3 separate regions of the Homo sapiens genome follow, and regions 1 and 3 are each linked to region 2. Evidence: chromatin loops called from intact Hi-C (ENCODE). Cell type or tissue: endothelial cell of umbilical vein. All regions are shown on one strand.

Region 1 (8,000 bases), 300 kb before region 2:
GAAGAGAGACTGGGGACTGGGAGACAGTGACGACGAGACCACCCTGCGGCAACACAGAGAGCACACTTGGGGGGAAGCAGGCCACAGCCCAGTGGGAGTTCCAGACGACAATGGACAAGCAGAGAAGCACTGCTGGAAGGAGTAAGATGGAGACATTTCCAGAACTAAACAAAGACGTAACTCTTTCAGCCGGGCGCGGTGGCTCATGCCTGTAATCCCAGCACTTTATTTATTTATTTATTTATTTATTTATTTATTTATTTATGAGACAGAGTCTCGCTCTGTTGCCCAGGCTGGAGTGCAGTGGCGTGATCTTCGCTTACTGCAACCTCCGCCTCCTGGGTTCAAGCGATTCTCCTGCCTCAGCCTCCTGAGTAGCTGGGACTACAGGCCCGTGCCACAATGCCCAGCTAATTTTTTGTATTTTTAGTCAAGACGGGGTTTCACCGTGTTAGCCAGGATGGTCTCAATCTTCTGACTTTGTGATCCACCGGCCTCGGCCTCCCACAGTGCTGGGAATACAGGCATGAGCCCCCGCGCCCGGCCATCCCAGTGCTTTAGAAGGCTGAGACAGGTGGATCACTTGAGGTCAGGAGTTCGAAACTAGCCTGGCCAACATGGTGAAACCTCCGTCTCTACTAAAAATATAAAAGAGTAGCTGGGCATGGTGGCAGGCACCTGTAATCCCAGCTACTCAGGAGGCTGAGGCAGGAGAATCGCTTGAACCTGGGAGGTGGAGGTTGCAGTGAGCCAAAATCATGCCACTGCACTCCAGCCTTGGCGACAAGAGGAAAACTCCATCTCAAAAGAAAAAAAAGAAATAATCCCTTCCCTAGGCCAAGTGCAGTGGCTCAACACTTTGGGAGGCTGAAGTGGGCAGATACCTGAGGTTCGGAGTTTGAGACCAGCCTGGCCAACATGGTGAAACCTTTGTCTCTACTAAAAATACAAAAAAAAAAAAATCATCTGGGTGTGGTAGCGCACGCCTGTAATCCCAGCTACTTGGCAGGCTGATGCACAAGAACCCAGGAGGCGGGGGTTGCAGTGAGCCCAGATCACACCACTGTACTCCAGCCTGGGTGACAGAGCAAGACTCTGTCCCAAAGAAAAAAGAGAATAGGACGGGCGTGAAAGGTGGCTCAGGCCTGTAATCCCAGCACTTTGGGAGGCCGAGGCAGGCGGATCACCTGAGGTCAGGAGTTCAAGACCAGCTTTGCCCACATGGTGAAACCTCATCTCTACTAAATATACAAAAATTAGCTGGGCATGGTGGTGGGCGCCTGTAATCCCAGCTACTTGTGAGGCTGAGGCAGGAGAATCGCTTGAACCCGGGAGGCGGAGGTTGCGTGCAGTGAGCCAAGATCGCGCCATTGCACTCCAGCCTGGGCAACAGAGCAAGACTCCGTCTCAAAAAAATAATAATAAAATAAAATAAATAAAAAAATAAAAATATCATTTTCTTTGATTTGTTTCACCAGCAGGCATCTGTAAAGGTAGTGCTTTTTTCTTTTTTTCTTTTTTTTTTCCTGAGACAGCGTCTCATTCTGTTGCCCAGGCTGGAGTGCAGTGGCGCCATCTCGGCTCACTGCAACCTCCGCCTCCCGAGTTGAAATGATCCTCCTGCCCCAGCCTCCAGAGCAGCTGAGATTACAGGCGTGAACTGCCACAGCCAGGTTTTGTTTGTTGTTCTTGTTTTTCTGAGACGGAGCCTTGCTCTGTTGCCCAGGCTGGAGTGCAGTGGCACAATCTCGGCTCACTGAAAGCTCTGCCTCCTGGATTCACGCCATTCTCCCGCCTCAGCCTCCCGAGTAGCTGGGACTACAGGCGTCCAGCACCACGCCCAGCTAATTTTTGTATTTTTAGTAGAGATGGGGTTTCACGGTGTTAACCAGGATGGTCTTGGCCTCCCAAAGTGCTGGGAACATAGGCATGAGCCACTGTGTGCAGCCTTTTTTTGTATTTTTAACAGGGATGGAGTTTCACCATGTTGGTCAGGCTGGTCTCGAACTCCTGACCTCAAATGATCCACCTGCCTCGGCCTCCCAAAGTGCTGGGATTATAAGCATGAGGTACCATGCCCAGCCAGAAAAATTCTTAAATGCTATGAATGCTTCCAATCAGAAAAGCCAAGTCACAAAAGAATAATATTTCCAAAGAACTGAGAGAAAATAACTCGACCTATACTTTTATATCCGCTATTTGAAGGACAAAAATGCATGGCAATATTATCATACATATGCGTGATACATATTTCTATGCATACATATGTGTATGCATTTCTGCATGTGAAGACCCCACTAACCACATACCTTTACTGAAAGAATTACTAAAGGATATACTTCAGCAAGAAAAAAAAGACTCGGAGAAGGCAATACATAAGAAATTACTGTAACCACAGAAGTTAACAAAATACACAAATAAATTTGATGAACAGATGACTGAAAATGTTTTTTCATGTGTGTTTTTAACAGTAAAACTAAAACTCCATGTAACAATAATAAGATGGAGAGATTGCTGCTTACTAGGTGGTAAGGCATGTGAAGATCCTAGTCATACACAGAGAGAGGAAACAAAACTGAGTTCATTCAGGCTTTGTTAGGATAATATATAGTTTAGAACGTGTGCTAGCCGGGTGTGGTGGCTTGTGCCTGTAATCCCAGTGCTTTGGGAGGCCAGGGCATTGCTTGAGGCCAGGAGTTTGAGACTAGCCTGAGTAACATAACATAGTAAGACCCCATCTCTTTAAAGAAAAAAAAAAAAAAAAAAAGCCAGGCCTGGTGGCACACGCCTGTAGTTCTGGCTTCTCGGGAAGCTGAGGTGGGAGGATTGCTTGAGCCCAGGAAGTCTAGGGTGCAGTGAGCTATAATTGTGGCAGTGCATTCTAGAATGGGATACAGAGCAAGACCCAGTCTCTAAAAAAAAAGAAAAAAGAAAAGAATGTATGCTAAACATATGAGTAACCCCTAAAATAATAGAAATATATGCCATCGGTTCCAAATAAGCAAAAGAATAATAATAAAAAAAACAACCAGAACACTTTTACCCATCCACCAGAAGTCAGGAGAGGAGGAATAAAAAAGATAAAGAATAAAAGGAAAAAGTAAGTATCCATTATGAAGAGATCACAAGTATGAATTCGTACACAACTAAAAAGCTCAAAATACATAGAGCAAAAGCAAAACCTGAGAGAGACCGATATGAAAAGACTGATAACCCTATGGTTTCGTAATTTTACTGCTGAGATTTGCTCCAACATTAGGAGACTATGATGCTTTTCAAGTTTATTGAAACACATGCAAAACTTCATTGTAACCAGATCACAAAGGAAGTCTCCACAACTGCGGGTGAAGTACATCTACCTGCTCTGCAGGTTCTATTATGGTATGAGGCCACCACTTCTCCTGTTGTCCTTCCCAGTTTCTCCCCAACCTCCCCTTTTCCCTAGTTTATAAGACAGGAGAAAAGGAAGAAAGCAAAAAGCTGGAAAGAAACAGAAGATAAATAGCTAGATGACCTTGGCGCCACCACCTGGCCCTGGCGGTTAAAATAACAATAATATTAACCCCTGACCAAAACTACTGGTGTTATGTGTGAATTCCAGACGCTGTATGAGAAAGCACCGTAAAACTTTTTGTACCGTTAGCTGATGTATGTAGCCCACAGTCACGTTCCTCACGCTTACTTGATCTATTATGACTCTTTCACGTAGACCCTTAGAGTTGTAAGCCCTTCAAAGGGCTAAGAATTTCTTTTTCGGCGAGCTCCGCTCTGAAGACACGAGTCTGCCGACGCCCCCGGCCGAATAAAAAAACCTCTTCCTTCTTTAATCCGGTGTCTGAGGAGTTCTGTCTGCGACTCGTCCTGCTACACTATGACCAACTAGCAATTCACCTAGAATCCACGATTTGCCCTCCAGCCCCGCAAAGCTCCGTCCCTTACCGCGGGGAACCTCCCCCCAGCCCCTGCCCACGGCGCCCCCAGCTCCCCCCCTCCCCCGGCCTTGCCCGGCGGCGCCCGCCCCTCCCGGCTCCCCACCGCCGCACCCCCACCCCACCCGAGCCCCGCTCCGCCTCGTCCTCGTGCGCCCGCGGCCCCCTCCACCTGGCGCGGGGCTCACCTGCACGTGCGGTTGTGCGCGGCGGCGAAGGAGGACGGGGCTCGCGCCAGCGTGAAGTTGAGGAAGCCGCGCAGGTCGTGGGCGCGGGTCCACCGGTAGTAGGCGCGCGGCAGGAAGTCGGACGAGAAGGCCAGGAGGAAGGCCTGGGCGCCGGAGGGGTCAGCGCGAGGCGGCCCCCGCTCCGCCCCTGCGCGCCCCCGCTCCGCCCCTGCGCGCCCCCGCTGCCCCCCCGCCCCGCCCCTGCGCGCCCCCGCTCCGCCCCTGCGCGCCCCCGCTGCCCCCCCCGCCCCGCCCCTGCGCGCCCCCGCTGCCCCCCGCCCCTGCCCGCCCCCGCCGCCCCCCCGCCCCGCCCCTACGAGCCCCCGATGCCCCCAGCCCCGCCCCTGCGCGCCCCCGCTGCCCCCGGCCCGCCCCTGCGCGCCCCCGCTGCCCCCCCCGCCCCCGCCCCTGCGCGCCCCCGCCCCGCCCCGCGCTCCCGCCCGGGCCTCACGTTGCTGATGACCGCCAGGTGCGTGAGGCCCGCCAGGATGTGGAACCAGATGCCGATGTCCTGGGCGCGCTCGGCCACCGGGCGCCGGTACTCGCAGACGAACTTGCGCGCGTCCAAGCGGATCTCCACCCAGTTGTTGAGCAGGGCGAAGAGCGGCGCGAGCGGACAGGCGGCCACGAAGATGGTGACGAAGCCGAACTGCAGCACTGCGGGGAGGGGGTCACGGCCGGGCTCTCCGCCACCGTCCGCCCTCAGCCCTCGGAACGCGCCCCCCGCGGAGGACCGGCCAGTCCACGTGGTGCCGCCACCCCATCGCGGCTCATTCCGCCCCCACCTCCTGGTCTCCCTCGTCCTGGACCGCGCAGCGCCAGGGCCGCCTCTCCTGACCGGCCTCAGGCCGGCTGTCCTGCCCTGCGCTCCGTGCTTCTGGCTGGTCACGGGCCTTCTCCGGCTCGGTGAGCTCAGGAACTAACTCAGGGCAGGCGTTGGGGCAGAAACCTGCTCCTGATTTTACAACCAGCTTCTCCAGTCACCCCACAGGGGAGCTGTTAGGAGAGGGCTCTTTGGAAGGGGCTTCTGGGTCTTCGCCGAGAATTACTAGTGAGATCATTGGGGTCCAGGGTTCAGTGGAGGAGGGTCAGGGCGTCCACTCCTCGCCCTGGGAACTGGCCTGCTCCCTTTCCACAGATGCCGCGGCTACGCTGGGGAGCTCCGGGGCCTGCCGGCTCACATGCCCGCTTGCTAGGTTAAGAGCTGCCTGCCGGGCACAGTTTCTCACGCCTGTAATCCCCAGCACTTTGGGAGGCTGAGGCAGGTGGATCACCTGAGGTCAGGAGTTCGAGACCAGCCTGGCCAACACGGTGAAACTCCGCCTCTACTAAAAATACAAAATTAGCCGGGCGTGGTGGTGGGCGCCTGTAATCCCAGCTACTCGGGAGGCTGAGGCAGGAGAATTGCTTGAACCTGGGAGGTGGAGGTTGGAGTGAGCCGAGATGGCGCCACTGCACTCCAGCCTGGGCGACAGAGGGAGACTCCGTCTCAAAAAACAAAACAAAAACAAACAAACAAACTGCCTGATGATTCCTTCTCCCTTTTGTCAGCTCAGAGTCAGACCCTGCACTGCAGGGACGGCACAGGTGATACAGACCCACCCTCCAGAGTGCACCACCCGTGCAGGCAGTGAGCCCCTGGCACTGGCCACCACCTGGTAAGGTGACAGTGGTAGGTCTGCAAATAGCGTGGGCATTGAGATTTCTGGGAACATTGGCTCTCCAGGCCGCTGCCTCCCACTGTGGCTTCACCCTTGGAGGACTTCTGTCAGCCCCCAGGGCCTGCTCTCCTAATTCTTCCCTTGCTCTGGCCCATGCTTTCTAGGTCCAGGGACCCCAGGGGAGCTCTGCAACGGCCGCGGGGGCCTCCTCCCCGTGCCGGTGCCCCTCTGTCCTCAGCCAACCCTCTTGGGCACTCTCAGGGGAAAAGAATTCCTTTCTGGATTCTCCACAGGCCCGACCCTCTGTTCCCACCCCACCCCCACAGCACATTTCAGGGCAGATGCAGACACAGGAATGTCAGGCTGGGAGGCCCTTGAGCAGAGTGGCCACCCATCCCTGCCCACGGCGCCAGCCATTGCCGCAGCTGCTAACGGGCTCCTACCCATTTCCAGGTACTCGTCAAACAGACCCTCACAGGGCACAAGCTCATAGTCGTCCTCCCAGGGCCCCTGGCTAGCCCCTGCAGAAGCTCCCGCCTTCCTCTTCTTGGAGCGAAGCCGGAACTTCTGCCACCAGCCCTTTAGCTTCCTGGGGACGGGAATACAGGAAAATGGCCTTTGATCCAACATGGGTCTCAGTGGCTGCTATAGTCCTTGGGGGAGATGTGGCCGGGACAAGCCTGTTGCTTTGCAATTGAAGGGCAGCAGGGAGGGATGGGGTCTGGGGCTGAGGGGTGGACGCAGTGAGAGCCAACAGCTTTGCAGATCGGACTCAGTGAAAGCGTCTGTGTCTGTTGGTCAGATGTGGGAGGGCAGTCCACCCGCCCAGCCCCCCGCATTGTTCCTTAAGGCTTTAGGGGTAATGGGCTCCTCCCGGAATTGCAAAGCAGTGCCAAGAGCTCTGCCAAGGTTGGGAGGGAGTGGACGAGGACGACTGTGGTGTCCCAGGGAAAGCAGATGTGGAGGCCCACGTGTTGGGTTCGTCCTACACAGGGGCATGTGTGCATGTTGCCTTATCACACTGTCACTCATCCGTGCCCTGCTCCTGCCAGGCACAGAGCTCCACCCTGCACCTTATGGTCTTGTGGTTTCACAGCACCAATAGTTCCAAGAGGCAGGGCCATCTCTCGGGATGTGGCATGGCCACCATCTCCCAACTGCTATTCCTGGTGGCCCAGAAATGTCAGTGCTGATTTGGGAGCTGCCTTCTGGGGGCAGATCAGGTGTTCAGGGGGCGCTGGGAGGGCGTTCAGGTCAGTCTGGCCTTGAGCGGGAGGCGAGGCCCTGGGCAGCCTCTTTGAAGGACTCTGGCTATGGGAGCCTTGTGGTCAGGGTGTCCCTGGCAGGGGCATCTGAGGCAGACGTGTGTCTGAGGATCAACCCTGGGACCTCCTTTTCCTCCTCCCTCTTGTGCTGCGTTGGGGCCTGGGGATGCCAAGGAATACTCTGGCCCAGCCGCAGCATCTCTGAACGGACAGAGCCATCACCCCAGCCTTGGGTCCAGGAGCCCAGACCCCCTCCCCAGCCAAAGCTGGTCCCAGGGGTAGCGTCTCCCACAACTACAACCCAGAAGACCTCAGCCAGCCACAGGGCAGCTGCAGGGCGGGCAGCCCAGAGCCCGGGGCAGACGGCCGGGCACACTCCCCCTCCCCCTCCCCAGGCAAGGTGCCTTCCCTTCACCTCTTCTCCCAGCTAGGGCCGGGCTGGAGGCTGCTACTGCCAGGTGCTCTGGGGTCCCTCGGTCCTTGGATGCCACCCAGGGAGGAGTGGGGGACTCACGGGATGAGGACCTCCTGCATGTTGTTGATGACCTGCTTGCCCACCATGATGACCAGGAGCTCCTGTGCCAGCTCGATCAGGCAGCCTCCAGCCGCGCACTACGGCAGCAGGGCTCAGGTTAGCTGGGAGAGGGGGACCAGCCACTCACCCACGCATCCCTTCTTGTCTCAAAGCTGGCCCTCATCCCGGCCCCCACCTCCCTCCTGACATGCCTTGGGCACCTGGAGGGTTGCAGAGATGCTCCCACCATAACACTCCCTCCCGACCTCACAGGAGCCCCCAGGTCCAGCTGGAAGACTGCATTGGAAAGCTGCAGGGGGCACTGCTATATGTACCTAATGGCACCCCAGTTTTCCTTTGGAGACCCACAAGGGGTTACATGGGGCTGACTGTAGCCTCTGGCT
Region 2 (8,000 bases):
AGGCTGCCGGCCACGATCTCACGGATGCGGGTGGGCACGGGGGTGGGCGAGGCCTGCCGGCCTTCCCCACGCACGGTCAGCGCCCGGTCTTCCCTGCTGGCTGTGGGACTCAGGATGGTGTCCTCCAGTCTCTGAAAGACACCCCCAGAGATACCTGGAGATGGCAGCCCCCAACAGCTGCCAGGCACCCTCTACGATCCCACTGAATGGGAGCCGCCACAGGGCCACCCCAAGGCAGCAGAGTGCCCTGGAGAGGACAGGGTGAGGCTGGGCAGGTCACTCAGGCGCATGCCTTGGTTCTGCACCTGCGGAGTGGGGCTGCGCCTGTCCCCAGGTTCTGGAGAGGAGGACCACACCCAGCCGAGGTCAGCAGGAGCAGGTACTGCGCTTGGGGCTCTGCCCTGTCTTGGTGGGGGCTGGGCTGAGCGCTGGCTAAGCGGTTGCCAGTTCCCTAGGGGATGCTGACAGGCAGGTTCCTTTGCCTCTGCTCCACAAGAAACCCAACATCCTCGCCCACCTGGAGCAGGTGGTCTCACAGCTTGTTTGCACGGTGGGGCCAGAGGAGGGACCTAGATCCCACGCAGCAGTCACAGAGCCCAGTGTGTTTGTGTGTGTTTGTTGGGGGGTGGGGGCTGAGGATGGGTCAGAGGGCTGAGGCTGAACCCATCCTTCTCTGCTCAGCTGCCCACTGCCCCTCCACAGGCTCGGTCCATCGGGACCCAGGTGGGTCCTTCATGAAAGCCGACTGCCAGGGAAGAGGCTCCAATAGGCCCAGAAGTGGGCAGGAAGGCCCAGGACCTGGGCTCACACTCAGGAGGTGTTTGCTGAATGGCTGCCCTTCTGCCCCAGGAGTGCCTGGGTGTCCTGGGTACCCCAGCCTGGTTTTGAGGGTCTTGGGCTCTAATGGCATTTTGCCGGGCAGGGGCACAGCTTGGGGAGGGCCGGGACCCCAGGGCAGGGGACTCCTGCCAGGTGAAATAGATTACCGACTGTGGGCAGGACACACAGGCCGCCTGTGCCAAACCAGCAGAAGCCCAGGCAGGATCCCGCAGGAATACGCAAGGCCACAGCTGTCCCCGGCCTGCTGCCTTAAGGATATCTGAATTTCAGGCAGTGAATTAACTACTAAAGGGTGACTGGATGCTTGCCAGGGGAAGCTGGGAGGGGATGTCCACTCCTAGGGCTCTCCAGCATGGCACGCCAGAGTCCACCCAAGTCCTCCTTGCCTGGCTCCCACGCCAGCACAGAGGACCCCTCTCCCTGGGGTCCGCAGGGCAGCTCCCCCACCTTGTGCCTCCTGGATTTTCCTCCTGACCAGGGTCCACGTGGGTGACCACCTGGCTGCCTCCTGCCTCCCATCTCTTGGCCCTCCCTGAGACCCTGCTTGCGTCCCCGGACTCTGACCTCAGGCCTGGGCTGGTGGCTGTGCCCTGCTCCCCCACCCTCCTCCCAACCCCAGCCAGGCCTCCTGCACCTGGTGCATGCTGTCTGGCTATCCCGGATGCTCCCTGGACACAGGCCTCCTCCTCCATCTGCACCCCAAAGATCGCGGCCCCCCTCGCCGGGGTTGGAGAGTCACCGCAGACCCAGGCTCAGCATGGCGCCTGGAGAGGCCCTATTCCGACTCTGCTGCCCTGCAAAGGGCAGCCACTCAGCAAACGCCTCCCCACTATCAGCTGAGGTCTGGGGCCAGCCCGCCCGTCCTCCCGACAGCCCGTGCACCAGGGTCTGTCTCTCAGTCCCCTGGGAGGTCTTGGGAGGCGCCTTCACTGCAGGTTCCCCCATTGCCTCTTCTTCTGGAGGGAGTAATGGGCCCCCCTTGGGAGCAGCAGCCCAGTGGGGGAGGGGGAGGGAAGTCCCTGCTCCTCCTCCTGGGCCCAGCTGGGACCCAGGTGCCAAGACCACCAACCAGGAGGAGAGCTGCTGGAAGGGGCTCAGCCATTCTGTTCTAAACCCCTTATTTTGCACAGCGGAGAACGGAGGCCCAGCAGGGTGGCAAGAGGCACCCCAGGCTCCTTGATCAGAGACCGTCATGCTCCGCTCAATCCCCCAGACTGGGAAGGGCTCTGCCCCGCCCTCCCTCCGCCTGCTCAGCAGCTCCCGCCCTGCGCTCCCCCGGGCATCGGCGGCGCCACCCGCTAACGGGAAGGCTGCAGCGCGGAGTAAACTTGACTCATTCCTAACATTTACAGAGGGTCACTTATTAGCGGGACGTCCCGAGAGGCGCTGGGGCGTAATGGGTTCCATCTGTGGACGGGTGCCTGCAATAGGCCGCGGCCCAGCTGGAGCCGGAGGGGGGCGCGGGGAGCGCGGGGGGAGCGCAGGGGGCGTTCAGGGGGACACGGGGGGAGCGGGGAGCGCAGGGGGCGCGGGGGCGCGGGGGCACGGGGGGAGCGCATGGGGGGGGCGGGGGACGCAGGGGTCGTGCAGGTGGGCGGGGGGCACCGGGGAAGGAGGGGGCGAGCAGGGGGGCGCAGGGGGACGCAGAGGGGGGCGCAGGGGGCGTAGAGTGGGCGCGACTTTGGAGTGTGAGGGCAGCGCCGCCCCCATGGAACCACCCGGAGGAGAGAAGGGCTGAGGGAAGGAGCAAGCAGGGGAGAGGCAGGGATGGGAGAGGAGGGGAAGGAAGGGAAGGTGGAGGTCGGCGTGTCCGGAGGCCTGTGCCGCCAGCCTAAGCGCTTAGGACCCCGCCGATGCTGCTTCCTTCCCCACGGCTCCAGGGTGGTCCTGAGGGTCGGCACCGCCCACTCCCCAGGCCCCTCCCAGGGACTCTGCGCTGCCACCTGCGCCGGCGGGTACAGGCAGGGCGTCCCCTCCGCGACCTGTGGGTCCTTCTGGGCCTGCCCGTTTCCCGCCCGGGGCCTCTGCGGGGTGGGCCCAGGCTGTGGCCCAGCGTCCGCTGGAGGCTTGTATTCTAGAAGGCCTCGCAGTGGGAGGGAACACCAGGGCTGGAGGTCACTTTCCCCTAAGGCCCCAGACTCACAGCTGAGCCCGGCCCCTATCTCTTCCTCCTGCCCCCAGCACCTTCTTCAGCTCAACCTGCATTAAAGACCCCAGGGAGGTCACAGCCCCTGAGTGGAGCTACGCTAGGGGTAGCTGGCCCACTCAACCCGATCCTGGCCCTGAGGGGGGTGGCCCAGCAGGGAGAGCCAGCGGGTCCTCACTGCTGCGCCACCCCATTTGGTTGTGTGGAGAGGGACAGCCAAACCTTGGGGGAAATGTGGGCTCCCCATATCTCTGCCTCCACAGGGTTAGAGCAGGGCTCCCCTCTAAAAGAGTTGGACTGGGGTCCTTGCTATGCCACCAATAAACAGAGACCGTGGGTGTTACCCCCCACCTCATGTCCCCATCTGTGAAATGGGAGCGTTGGCCATCCAGGCCCTCCTGGATCCCAGGGCCAGGGGCTGAGGCTCTGTGAGGGTGCAGTGGATGGACCACGTGTGGCCTCAGCTGCCTGCCCCCAACTGGCCACCAGCCCCTGGGAAATGCAAGCTGCTGGAATCTTGCCTGGAGGCAAATGACCTCCCACACTCTGATGGAATCAGAACCCTCGTGTGGATCCAGGGTCCCACCTGCACTTTGGCACTTGCTGGGGACCGGGGGTTTCAGGGCTGCTACCAGGGCCTCTCCTCTTACACCCCTTCCCCATTCCAGGGCCTTGGCCAAGACCCTGGAATGGGGGGCCGGGAGGTCACCTTATCATCATGCTGCAGATGGGGAAACTGAGGCCAGGGACACGACCCCAGCTCTCCACTGGGGTGGGGTGGAGCCACAGCGCACCTGCCAGCCCATACTGCCTGCAAAAGGCTTCCGCCTGCAGGGAGGGCGCAGGGACTGTAGGTCTGCACCGAAAAACCCGAGTCTTGGCTTTATCTGGAGGCCACGCTCTTGCGCTGATTCCCATCCCTGCGCCTGGGGCATCACCTTGGAGATGCTGTCAGGGGTCAGAAGACTTGGAGGGAAATCCCCCACACCCTCGTCAAAGCCATCTGAAGCAGGGACGGTCAGGGGCCTGCTGAAGCTCAGACCCAAGGGTCACTGGCCCCACCAGCCCTCAGCAGCCCCACCACCCCGTCGTCCCGTCCTGCTTGGACAGCTGCCTGAGCTGGGGGCGGGAGGGGGAGCACGTCCATCGGGACCCCCGCCCACCCACCAGCAGGCTCCTCGGTCAGCCTGGGTCACCCTCATTGAGGGGTGGACCCCCGAGTGAAGGGTGGGGTGGAGGGCGAACCTCCTGAGTGAGGGGTGGGATGGAGGCAGCTCCCAGCCAGAGGGTGGAGGGTCCCTTCCCTGAGCTCCAACAGTGCCCCCGTGTGGCCGCGAGGAGCGCTGCAGGGGGCTGCCAGGTCCTGCTCTTGTAGAACGGAGGCTGGGGCTGGGGGTTTGGACGGCATCTCGGACCAGTGCTCAGTGGAAAATGAAAGATGTGTGTCCACGAGAGTGAAGGCGCGCGCCAGCATCGGCCCGCAGGGTTCTCCACGCTCTCCACTTGCAAACGTTTTCACATCCATTGTCCTGGCCTGCATTGGAGGCTTCTGGCCTCCGCCTTAATGGGTGAGGAGGGTGAGGCTTGGCACCTCTGAGACTTGCTCAAGAGCACCTGCTCAGCAGCAGCGTTAGGACTGGGACCCCAGCCTTGGGCCCCCACTCGCGCACAAGGGTGGTCACTGATGAGCCTTCCCAGCGGCGGTGTCTGGACTTGGCTCCACTGCAGTTCTCCTCCCCTGTGTGCCCCCTTCCCAGCCTGAGCAAAGGGCAGGGAACCAAGCAGCTTCCGGGCCGGGCGGCAGCCCCTTTCCTCCTGTGTCTGAGCCCAGCCATGCTGCGGCTGCTGCCTTTCTCTCCCGGGCCCTCCATGGCCCTCCCAGCATCCCTGGGCGGGGAAGTCTGGCCTTGCCAGGAGCAGGCACAGCTTGAAGAACACATCTGAGGACAGGGCCTCCGGCCAAGTCCAGCCACCGGACGTCTGCTTGCCGTCCTTCCGCAGCCCGGCCCGCCGCAGAGAGGGCCTTGGGCTGGGTGGCCTCCTGCCAGGCTCCATTTCCTTAGGAAAAAGAGCTTCTCTGTGCCTGGGATAACACCTGGCCTCCAAAATGCTGTATTTCAGCAATTGCTCAGTTTAAGTCTCTGTGTTTGTGGAGCACACTCTGGGCCTGGGCATCACCCAGGAGCGGGAACATGCCTCTGTGGGTGTCAGTTTGCTCCTCAGGTGTTGATAAATCTAGGCCACCCCTGCAGGCAGGACCCCGGCCGGCTAGGCACTGAGGCAGGGATTGTGGATGGGGAGAGACAACTTCTCACTCCCTTCTATGCCACCAACACAATGCTTGGCACACAGACAGGCTCGGACACAGCGCACTGCTCCTGCTCAGAAGACTGAGAGCTCAGCTGGAACTGCCTCAGGTCCGAATCACCAATGGCAAAATGACTCAGAACAAGGAACTCGAGGAGGGCAAGGACCCTGTCTTTCCTGTTTATCCCTGTGTCCCTGGCGCCCACGCAGGCTTCCTGGGGGAGGTGGGATAAGAAAGAGCCCACCAGCTAGAGAGCCCGGGCACTGTGTCCATGTGGAGGGAGCTGTGGAAGCAAAGGTGGAGGGGGTGCATCTCCAGGGGTCTGTGCAGGGTCTGGGGGAGGGGCAGTGGGGATGGGGGTGAGTGAGGCAGAGCAGGAACCTGGCTCCAGACCGTGAGGGCCTCAAATGTTCTGTGGAGGATTGTGGGACACGATCCTTGGACCCCGGGGCTAGTGGGGGTTCCTGAGCGGGAGGATGGGCCCGTGTTGTTAGCACAGTGGCCCTGGCTGTGCCTGACAGGGCCTGGATGTGGCCTGGGAGATTGGGAGATGGGCTGAGCATCTGCCTCTGGCTTGCTTGTGACAGTGCGGAGCTCAGCGACGGGCACCGTGGCCTGGCTGCTTGGAAACCATCCACCGCTCCTGTCCCGTGGTGGGGACCCTAGACTTGGTCCCTTGGGATCTCCTGAGTGATAAGCGTGTCTTCTGTTGGCCTATGAGACGACTGATGGCCAGGGCCCCTGGATAGCCGCAAAGTAGGGGCTGGTTACCAGAAAGACCACGGCACGATTAGAACGTTGGTGCTTTCAGCCCCACACCCTGACATCTGGGGAGGGGAGAGGAGCTGTCTCTGGAGCTGATCACCAACGGCCAGTGATTTAATGAATTTTGCCTACTTAATGAAGGTTCCATAAAAACCCTAAACCACAGGGCTGGGCAGGCTGGGTTGCTGAATACAAGGCAGTGCTGTGGGTGGTTGGTGTGCCCAGGGGCCTGGAGGCTCCGTACCTGCCCCCTGTACCTTGACCTGGGCACCTCTCCTTCCGGCTAGTCCTGAGTTGTGTCCTTTATAATAAACCAGTAATCAAATGGGAAAGTCACTTCCAGAGTTCTGTGAGCTGTTCCAGCAAATTATCAAGTTGAGCAGGGAGTTGGAAGAACCCCTAATTCATAGCCAGTCAGACAGAATACGGGAGGCCCAGGACTTGTGATTGGCATCTGAGGTGGGGCAGCTTTATGGGACTGAGTCCTTAAACTGTGGGTCTGTGCCCGCTCTGGATGGTTAGGGTCCGAACTGGATTGAATTGTAGGACAGCTAGCTGGTGTCCAGGGAGGTGGAGAATTGGCTGGTGTCAGGAAAAACCCACACATTTGGTGTTAAAAGTGGTATGAGTAACAACAGTACAGACAGATAAACCTTGCCTGGAGGGAAGTGCGTACGTCAGAGAGGAAAAGAAGCGGGAGGGTAAGACGGTGCGGTTACTACGGAAGACAGCATGACAGGTCTCCACAAAATTAAATGTAGACTCTCCGCGCGACCCAGCCATCCACTTCTGGGCATCTGCCCGAAAGAATTGAAAGCAGAGGCTCGAAGAAATATTTGTACTCCGAGGTTCACAGCAGCATTTTCACAGCGGCCGGCAGGCAGAAGCTACCCAGGCGTCCATTCAGAGATGAATGAATAAACAGAGTGTGGTCCCTCTATGAGTAGAACATTACTCAGCCTTAAAAAGCAAGGAAATGCTGGCGCCTGCTACAACATGGGTGGACCTCGAGGGTGTCATGCTCAGTGAAATAAGCCCGCCACGAAGGGACAAATACCATCTGATCCACTTAGACAAGGCTGCTAGAGTCACCAAGTTCATAGAGACAGAGAGTAGGATGGTGGGGGCTGGGAGAGGGGGGAATGGGGCGTGAATGTTGAATGGGGGCAGAGTCTCAGTTTGGGAAGATGAAAGTTCTGGGGCCGGGCGTGGCGGCTTACACCTGTAATTCCAGCACTTTGGGAGGTTGAGGCGCGCACATCGCTTGAGGTCAGGAGTTCGAGACCCTCCTGGCTACCGTGGCGAAACCTCGTCTCCACTGAAAATACAAAAAATAACTGGGCATGGTGGCGTGTGCCTGTAGTCCCAGTTACTGGGGAGGCTAAAGCACGAGAATTGCTTGAAGATGGGAGGGCGGAGGCTGCTGTGAGCCGAGATCGCACCACTGCACTCCAGCCTGGGCGACAGAGACCAACTCTGTCTAAAAAAAAAAAAAAAAAAAGTTGTGGACGTGGATGGTGGTGATGGTTGCTCAACGCTACGAATGTGCTTAGTGCCACAGAATTGTTCCTAAAAATGGTTAAAATGGTCAGTTTTATGTTATGTATATTTTCCCACAATTTAAAGAAAAATGAAAAATTTTTTTAAAAATTTATTTTATTTTTTTTGAGACAGGGTCTCGCTCTGTCTCCCAGGCTGGAGTACAGTGGTGCGATCTTGGCTCACTGTTACCTCCACCTCCTGGGTTCAAGCGATTCTCCTGCCTCAGCCTCCTGAGTAGCTGGGATTACAGGCGCCTGCCATCATGCCTGGCTAATTTTTGTATTTTCAGTAGAGACGGGGTTTCACCATGTTGGCCAGGCTGGTCTCAAACTCCTGACCTCAAGCGATCCGCCCGCCTTAGCCTCCCAAAGTGCTGGGATTACAGGTGTGAGTCACTGC
Region 3 (8,000 bases), 64 kb after region 2:
CTTCCTTCCACTACCTGCTGGCTCTTGAATTCTTTCCTGAGCAAAGCAAAGAATCTCCCCTGCATCATAGTGACTGGTGTTCCACAGAGGCTGGCATGGATGCCATTGAGGAGAAGGGGGTCTGAGCGAGCTGGGTTCTCCTTTGTGCATAGCCCGCACCCACTCACGAGCCTCTCCACCTGGAATTCTGCCCTGTGGAGGGGGGATGTCCACGCCCACCCTGGCCTGCATCTCAGGGATTTTATGAGCATCATTGGGCATAACGTGCCACAGTGAAACCTGCCCAATTGTCCCATAGAACGGATGTCGATGGTTTCTTTTGAATAAACACAGAAATTGGCCCTCCCAGTCTTAAAACTTGAGAAAGCTACATCTGTCTTATCTGAGTTCCTTTCTCAGGAAATTGGCCTTCAGTCCTCCCAGATAGTCTGAAGGAATGGAGACTCACCAGATCGTGGCATCTAGACAAAGGGATGCCAGACCCTTCCCCCGTCATGGCTGCCTGTCCGGCCACCTGCTTCCTCCTGACCAACTCCTCTTCCTCACTCTCCCTAGTTCCTGTTTTCCTGCATATAGTTACATTTCTGCTCTGTAAACCTCTAATTTTAGTTGATCAGGGCGATGGATTTGAGATGCATCTCCCACCTTCTTGGCTGCAGCTCCCCATTAAAGCCTTCTTATTGGCTTTCTGTGTGGCAAGCAGCAGGACTGATACCAGACTCCTGGTGTTTTGGTAACAAGAGGACACTTGGGAAACTACAGCCACGAATCAGCTCAGCCCCAGTGCTGATGAGAAGCTGGTGGCCTTGCCCTTCTCAAGGATTTTCTCAGGAAAATCAATCTGATGCCTACTTGAGATGCACTTTTTAAATTGATTTTTTTTACAATAAAAGTATTGTGTGCTCATTGTAAACACTTTTAAAACATCAAAATACATTGTTTTAAAAATTAAATGCCTTTATACCCTCTATTTAGATGAGCCCACTTTTATTTTTTTTTGAGATGGAGTCTGGCTCTGTTGCCCAGGCTGGAGTGCAGTGGTCCGATCTTGGTTCACTGCAACCTCCGCCTCCCAGGTTCCAGCTATTCTCCTGCCTCAGCCTCCCAGGTAGCTGGGACTACAGATGTGCACCACCATGCCTGGCTAATTTTGTATTTTTAGTAGAAATGGGGTTTCATCATGTTGGCCAGGCTTGTCTCGAACTCCTGACCTCGTGATCCACCTGCCTAGGCCTCCCAATGTGCCGGGGTTACAGGCGTGAGCCACCACTACCAGCCAAAGCCCACTTTTACAACGGTGGGGGTGTGTGTCACTTTCTCATGTTTATTTTGCCACGTTTTTGTCCGTATAACTGAAATCATTCAATATACACTGATATTTGAATGGAGTAAACACCAGAACAATCTTGGGCCCCAGTGGAAGGTAAAAGAAAGGACAGACTGGTGCTGTGCACTGTGTGATCTACCATCCCACAGAACTTTTGAAAGAAACAACTGAAGTCATCTGACAGCACTTAAAGAGGCAGCGTCGCTACCCGTATGCATCGGAGTGACTTGGCCACAGCTTAAATTGAACGTTTTACCAAGGCATTTCCAGGGTGAATCTCCTTTCTTTGGATCTGCTGGATGCCAGGAAAGCGGTTTATCACTCTCGTGTAGGGAAGGGTGACAAGCAGGCCAGGGTGCTCCCTCGGCACTGGATCTCGGGGGTCCTCACCACCCTGGCAGATCAGAGAGGCCACTGCACCTAAGCTGTCTGTGCAGACAAGCGGCTCTGCTGGGCACCTGCTTTCCTCCCAGGGATCTGGGATCTGCAGGCATGCCGGGCAGAGGGTGCAGCATGACCAGCCCCAGAACAGCCCTGGCACTGAGGCTCTGAGGCACTGAAGGGCTTCCATGGTTGGGACATGTCACACGCGTCACCAAAACGTGGTGCTGGGGAATGGCATGCGTCCCGCGGGCTGCAGCTGGAGAGGACGCTAGAAGCTCGCGCTGGTTTCCTCCATGCTCTGCCCCGTGCCCTGCCCTGTGCTGACTGTGTGTGTGTCCTTTCCTTGTAAAAAAATCAAAGATCAGCAAGCCCTCCTGGAGAACTGTCAGCCTGGAGCCCTGGCAAACCTGCACAGCCACCTGTTTCCACCTCAGGCAGTGGTGTGGTTTCCCTCCACACGGTTGATTCTTGGTTAGAGCCACAGCTACTGTCCTCAATGCTGACAACCTTGTTTTCCCATCCTGGGCAAGTTCTGAGGTTTTGATTCATTAATTCATGTTTTTGTTTATTCACCATCATTTATTGATAATCTTCTCTGGATTAATCATAAGAGAATAAATGATCATGAATAAAACAGTGAGAAAATGCACAGGCTCACTGCTCCAATGTGCTGGCCCAGAAGTGGGGACCTGGGCAACCGCATGGTAAGACCTCAGAGGAGAGGCGGCCGCGGCAGGGAGTGAGCAGGAGGGAAAGGAAGACTTTCTGGCGGAAGCCACATCTGAGCCAAGATCTGCCTGGGGAGAATGGTTAATCTGGGCATGAAGATGGGGCCCAGAGCAGCAAGGCCTGCTGGACAGCACCCGCAAGACCCCCGGTAGGAGGGGAGGGTGCAGCCAGGATCAGAGGAAGGACAGTGTGGCCAGGGGGAGGTTGCAGGGTGGCCAAAGGGTGTGTGGGGCCACAGGAAGGATTTGGGTTTATGCTGAGAGCCCCGCGGAATCATGGGAGGATGGACTCTACCTACAGCAATGGCAGATCACAGCAGAGAGCCTGGAGGGTCTGCTCGGGAAGGCAGTGCCAGCTGGGGCTGGGAGGTGTTTTGAACTAAATTGTGCCATCCAAAATGTATGTGTTGAAGTCCTTGCCTCCAGTCCCTCAGGATGTGACCATATTTGGAGATAAGGTCTTTAAAGAGCTAATTAAGGTTAAATAAGGCTGTTAGGATGGACCCTAATCCAACCCCACTGTGTCTTAATAAGTAGAGGGGATTAGGACACAGACATGGGGGGCAGCCATGTGGAAACACAGGGAGAAGACGGCCATCTACAAGCCCAGGAGAAAGGCTTCTTTTGCTTAACCCCTTCACAACTCTTCCCCTGGTTCCCCAGCGTGTGTGCTCTAAATAGTCCAATCTCCACCGCTCCCGAAGTGGGTGGCCCTGCCACTCCCAGGCGAGGTCAGGATTACAGGGAACAGCAGGCAGAACGTGCGGGGCCTGCGGGTGTGCGAAACACTCAGCACACAAAGCTGTTCTCAGCATGAGAGTTAAGAGCTCTGGGCAGCGCCCGGAGTGCGGGCATCTTTTTGACCTGAGCATCCTCCCTGTGGGGTCCTGGCCAACGTCTGAGCCCCTGGGAGACCCCACGAGGCTCTGCCCAGATCAGTGGCCCCAACGCGGCAGCTCAGGCTTGACTTACATATCAGCAGGAAGCCCAGGGGACGGAGCTCCCGGTGGAGCCAGGACCAGCTCAGGGGGGACGGGTCTGGGGTCAGAGGTCACCACCCTGCCCAAGGAGCTGCCAGCCAGGGACTGCAGAGAGAAAGCATAGGGACAATGTGCTGGTCTCTGAGGAAACAGTGACACCTAGCGGCCGACTGTGGCCCCACCACAGGGCACACAGGATTCTTGTTCTTCCTGATGGTGCAAGTGACAGCTGGCATGTCCATGTGGGGCAGGAGGACCTGCAGAAAGGCCCAAAGAGGACCTGTGCCTCCCGCGCCGTCCCTGCCTGGAGCAAGCTCGGCCCGCGGTATGTAGGCACAGACTCCGCAGCCCGCCTGGGCCTGCAGCCTCAGGGAAGCGGCTGGACACCGACCTGCCTTGGGAATCCTGACGGGTGTGCTTGGCCTGGGTGACGTGACAGTGGCCACCTGCAGCACAGTCCATGGGGCTGAGGATGGTGAGAGACAGTGACAGGTGACCTGGCTCTCGGGGAGGGACCCAGCCAGCGGGCCAGGGCTGGTGGAGGCTTCCTGATTTGAAGGAAACTCAGGGGACAGCGAGGGGAAGGGTACCGAGTCACGGAGGGACCCCACGGGTCCCTGGCCTTCGAGGCTTCTGGGGTGGGAGCAGCCTGCACATGGGGTGGATGCAGTGGGGGACGGCAGCAATGGGGGACGGCAGCAGGGGGCCCAGAGTTCAGGCGTGACCAGAGGATGGTCAGGAGGCAGTCGGTCAGGTTTAAGCAGGGAGGGACTTGTTTGTGGATTTGTTTTTCCACTTGAATGACTCAGAGGGTACCCAGGTGGCTCTGACGGGGGTTCCAGTGGAAATGTCTGTGGGGTTCATGTGCCTCTTGCCTTCTGTAGCCCAGCCATCCTGTCTTCATCTCCCCGTCCAGCCTTGGTGCTCCCAGTGCCCTCTGACCCCCATCTGCCACCATTCGTCATCAACAAGCAGTGGGTGGGGCTTTCTCACGCAGGGCTCTGGCCCCTAGACCAGCCTGACTACCCTCCCTGGCTGGGCCTGCCCTGGGCAGCGCCCACCGCCCTTCACTGCCCTGGCTGGGCCTGCCCTGGGCAGCGCCCACCGCCCTTCACTGCCCTGGCTGGGCCTGCCCTGGGCAGCGCCCACCGCCCTTCACTGCCCTGGCTGGGCCTGCCCTGGGCAGCGCCCACCGCCCTTCACTGCTCCTGCCCCTGCACTGTCTCTTCCCCGTGGTGAGTGAGCTGCTATGAAGGCCCCTAGATTGGTCCTTCTGGCCGTCCTTAGGGGCTTCCACAGCCCGGTTCCTGATGGCACTTGGCGTAGCCATGGGCCCTGAACTTCGGGGCTGCTTCTCGGCCTTCTCGACAAGCTCAGTGCCTGGCTCTGCCCTCAACCTGCAGTGTGTCCTTGGGCAAACCCCATCCCTGGCCCAGCCTCCACTTCTTCTCAGGACAGCTCTGTAAGGTCTGTGGGGTGAGCCCTCTTGTTCCTCCCTCAGCTTAGCCCTGGGGTAATGGGGAGAATCTTCTATGGGGAAGGAAGCCAAACCTCCTTGTGAGGGAGGAGGGAGCCTCCCACTGAAGCACACGTCACAGCTGTCCCATTTTAAAATATCTTCTAAGTAATGAGGACGTTCTCCAATGGCACAGACATGAGGACAGTGAAACTGTTGGCGCCAGCACCGGCCTCAACAGCCGGCAGCGTCCTGCTGTCCAGCTTCTTTTCTCAGGACCCCCTCCGTATTACTTGTTTAATTTTGCTGAAGATTTAAAGCAAACCCCGACAGTGTGTTCTTCCACCCAGATCTTCCAGTGCACACCTAAAAAGATGGACCTTTTTCACACAGCCTCAATGCCATTGTCACACTTAAAAAAGCCAATAACAATTCCTTTCTATCACCTGGGAGCCTGGCCATAGACATGTTTGCCCAGTCATCTAAAAGACATCTTTTTAAAGAATTGAGATGTAAACAAGTCCCAGTATCACATGCTGTGGGGCCCAGGACTCAAGCTTTAGTGTCAGCGGTGCTCCTCACCCTCTGATGTGACTTGGTTGTGTCCCCGCCCAAATCCCATCTGGAATTGTAATCCCCTTAATCCCCGTTTTATATATATAGGGAGAGACCTGGTGGGAGGTGATTGGATCATGAGGGCAGTTTCCCCATGCTGTTCTCATGATAGTGAGTGAGTTCTCACGAGATCTGATGGTTTTATAAGGGGCTCGTCCCCCTTTGTTCCTCACTCTTCTGTCTCCTGCCGCCTAGTGAAGAAGGACGAGTTTACTTCTCCTTCTGCCGTGATTGTAAGTTTCCTGAGGCCTCCCCACATGCAGAACTGTGAGTCAATTAAACCTCTTTCCTTTGTAAATTATCCAGTCTTGGGTATTCCTTAAGAGCAGGTGAGAATGACTAATACACCCTTTAAACTTCAATAGTGCTCTCAGCCTCTAATGTACAGCGGTGCTCTCCACCCTCTAACACAACAGTGCTCCCCACCCTCTAAAACACAGCAGTGCTCCCCACCCTCTAATGTACCGTAGTGCTCCGCATCCTCTAACACAGCAGTGCTCCCCACCCTCTAATGTACAGCGGTGCTCCCCACCCTCTAACACAACAGTGCTCCCCACTCTCTAACACACAGCAGTGCTCCCCACCCTCTAATGTACAGTGGTGCTCCCCACCCTCTAACGCACAGCAGTGCTCCTCACCCTCTAACACACAGCAGTGCTCTCCACCCTCTAACACAACAGTGCTCCCCACCCTCTAACACACAGCAGTGCTCCCCACCCTCTAATGTACAGCGGTGCTCCCCACCCTCTAACACACAGCAGTGCTCCCCACCCTCTAATGTACAGCGGTGCTCCCCACCCTCTAACACACAGCAGTGGTCTCCACTCTCTAACACAACAGTGCTCCCCACCCTCTAACACACAGCAGTGCTCCCCACCCTCTAACGCACAGCGGTGCTCCCCACCCACTAACACACAGCGGTGCTCCCCACCCTCTAACACACATCGGTGCTCCCCACCCTCTAATGTACAGTGATGCTCCCCACCCTCTAACACAACAGTGCTCCCCACTCTCTAACACACAGCAGTGCTCCCCACCCTCTAATGCACAGCAGTGCTCCTCACCCTCTAACACACAGCAGTGCTCTCCACTCTCTAACACAACAGTGCTCTTCACCCTCTAATGCACAGCAGTGCTCCCCACCCTCTAACGCACAGTGGTGCTCCCCACCCACTAACACACAGCGGTGCTCCCCACCCTCTAACGCACAGCCCTGCTCCCCACCCTCTAACGCACAGCGGTGCTCCCCACCCTCTAACGCACAGCGGTGCTCTTCACCCTCTAACGCACAGCGGTGCTCCCCACCCTCTAACGTACAGCGGTGCTCCCCACCCTCTAACGCACAGCGGTGCTCTTCACCCTCTAACGCACAGTGGTGCTCCCCACCCTCTAATGTACAGCGGTGCTCCTCACCCTCTAACGCACAATGGTGCTCCTCACCTTCTAATGTACAACGGTGCTCCTCACCCTCTAATGTACAATGGTGCTTGTCACACTCTAATGCACAACCATGCTCCTCACTCTCTAATGCCTAATGGTGCACCTCACCCTCTAAAGTACAGTGGTGCTCCTCTCCCTCTAATGCCCAACGGTGTTCCTTACCTCGAATGTACAACTGTAGTCCTTCTTCACATGGTGGCAGGAGAGAGAAGTGCAGAGTGAAGGGGGAAGAGCCTCTTATAAAACCATAGGATCTCATGATAACTCACTCACTATCATGAGAACAGGATAGGGGAAACTGTCCCCATGATTCAGTTACCTCCCACTGGGTTCTTCCCATGACATCTGGGAATTATGGGAACTACAATTCAAGATGAGATTTGGGTGGGGACACAGCCAAACCATATCACCTGTTAAGCTTCCCAAACCTTATCTATACAAATAGCCCCCAGAACTTCGGAGCACCAACTCCCACTCTTTGGAGTCTGTGCTCCCAGGTGGCTGTCCTTATGCTCTGTGCTCAAGTTAACTGTCCATTTCATCCTGTTTTCTGAATCTCTTTATTTAGGGTTGACAGGGAAGGGATTGGCCATGGTGCCTGGCACACGGGCAGCTCCTGGCAGGAGGCCAGCTGTGCCACAGGTCCGGCCAGTGCTCTCTGCAGGGCTGTGTGGCTGCCCTGCCCTGGCTGCCTGGCCAGCCCACTCTCTCAGATTCTCTCACCAGGGTCCAGACTCCCTGTCCCAGGAGTTTCTGGGCAGCGGAGAGGGAGAGAAGGAGGCAGGCCTGGAGGCTCACCTTCCCCCAGGATCTGAGCTTCCACCAGAAAGGAAACCAAAATATATCCCCCACAAATAAACTTCTTTGACATATTTTGAGATGGCTGTTCAGAGGGCCTGAAAACAGAAGCAGCCCTGCAAAGCTTTCTTTTGTGGGGAAATTTGCATCTGTATAGAAAACCTGCATTGATGCAGCCAGGCTTTTGCTGAGGCCCTCATTTTTCTGTATTTAGGAAAGATAAGCTGAGAGTCTGTATTAGCCTGTTCTCACGCTATCATAAAGAACTGCCT

What was found. Peaks named below come from ENCODE experiments on the same cell type or tissue, not always from the same donor. Only the 100,000 strongest peaks of a DNase experiment are listed, where the experiment ranks them.
Region 1: a loop joins it to region 2, with 7 times the contacts of the local background. A loop is called at or near these places in 5 of 110 quality-filtered maps.
Region 3: it touches region 2 in a loop (7-fold over the local background); 7 of 110 quality-filtered maps call a loop at or near these places.

The regions. Positions count from the first base shown.
Region 1 is chr2:241,214,499-241,222,498 of GRCh38, reverse strand. ANO7 (anoctamin 7) reads right to left here. Exons shown (of 25, transcript NM_001370694.2): 18 at 7,597-7,694; 19 at 6,261-6,406; 20 at 4,608-4,813; 21 at 4,118-4,260. Among named protein-coding and RNA genes, the nearest start is that of ANO7, 30 kb to the right of the region's middle. RefSeq lists enhancers at 3,463-3,562, 5,670-6,201 and a silencer at 4,906-5,035. In endothelial cell of umbilical vein, no CTCF peak of the experiment used is centred here; a DNase peak (open chromatin) is centred at 4,828; H3K4me3 peaks cover 1,344 bases.
Region 2 is chr2:240,910,857-240,918,856 of GRCh38, reverse strand. It overlaps CROCC2 (ciliary rootlet coiled-coil, rootletin family member 2), which reads right to left. Exons shown (of 32, transcript NM_001351305.2): 2 at 1-131. Among named protein-coding and RNA genes, the nearest start is that of CROCC2, 8.5 kb to the right of the region's middle. In endothelial cell of umbilical vein, a CTCF peak has its summit at 4,346 (motif pointing left); DNase peaks (open chromatin) are centred at 4,346, 4,556, 4,976 and 5,426; H3K27ac peaks cover 1,070 bases.
Region 3 is chr2:240,846,970-240,854,969 of GRCh38, reverse strand. No RefSeq gene overlaps it. Among named protein-coding and RNA genes, the nearest start is that of AGXT, 18 kb to the left of the region's middle. In endothelial cell of umbilical vein, a CTCF peak has its summit at 3,589 (motif pointing left); a DNase peak (open chromatin) is centred at 3,569.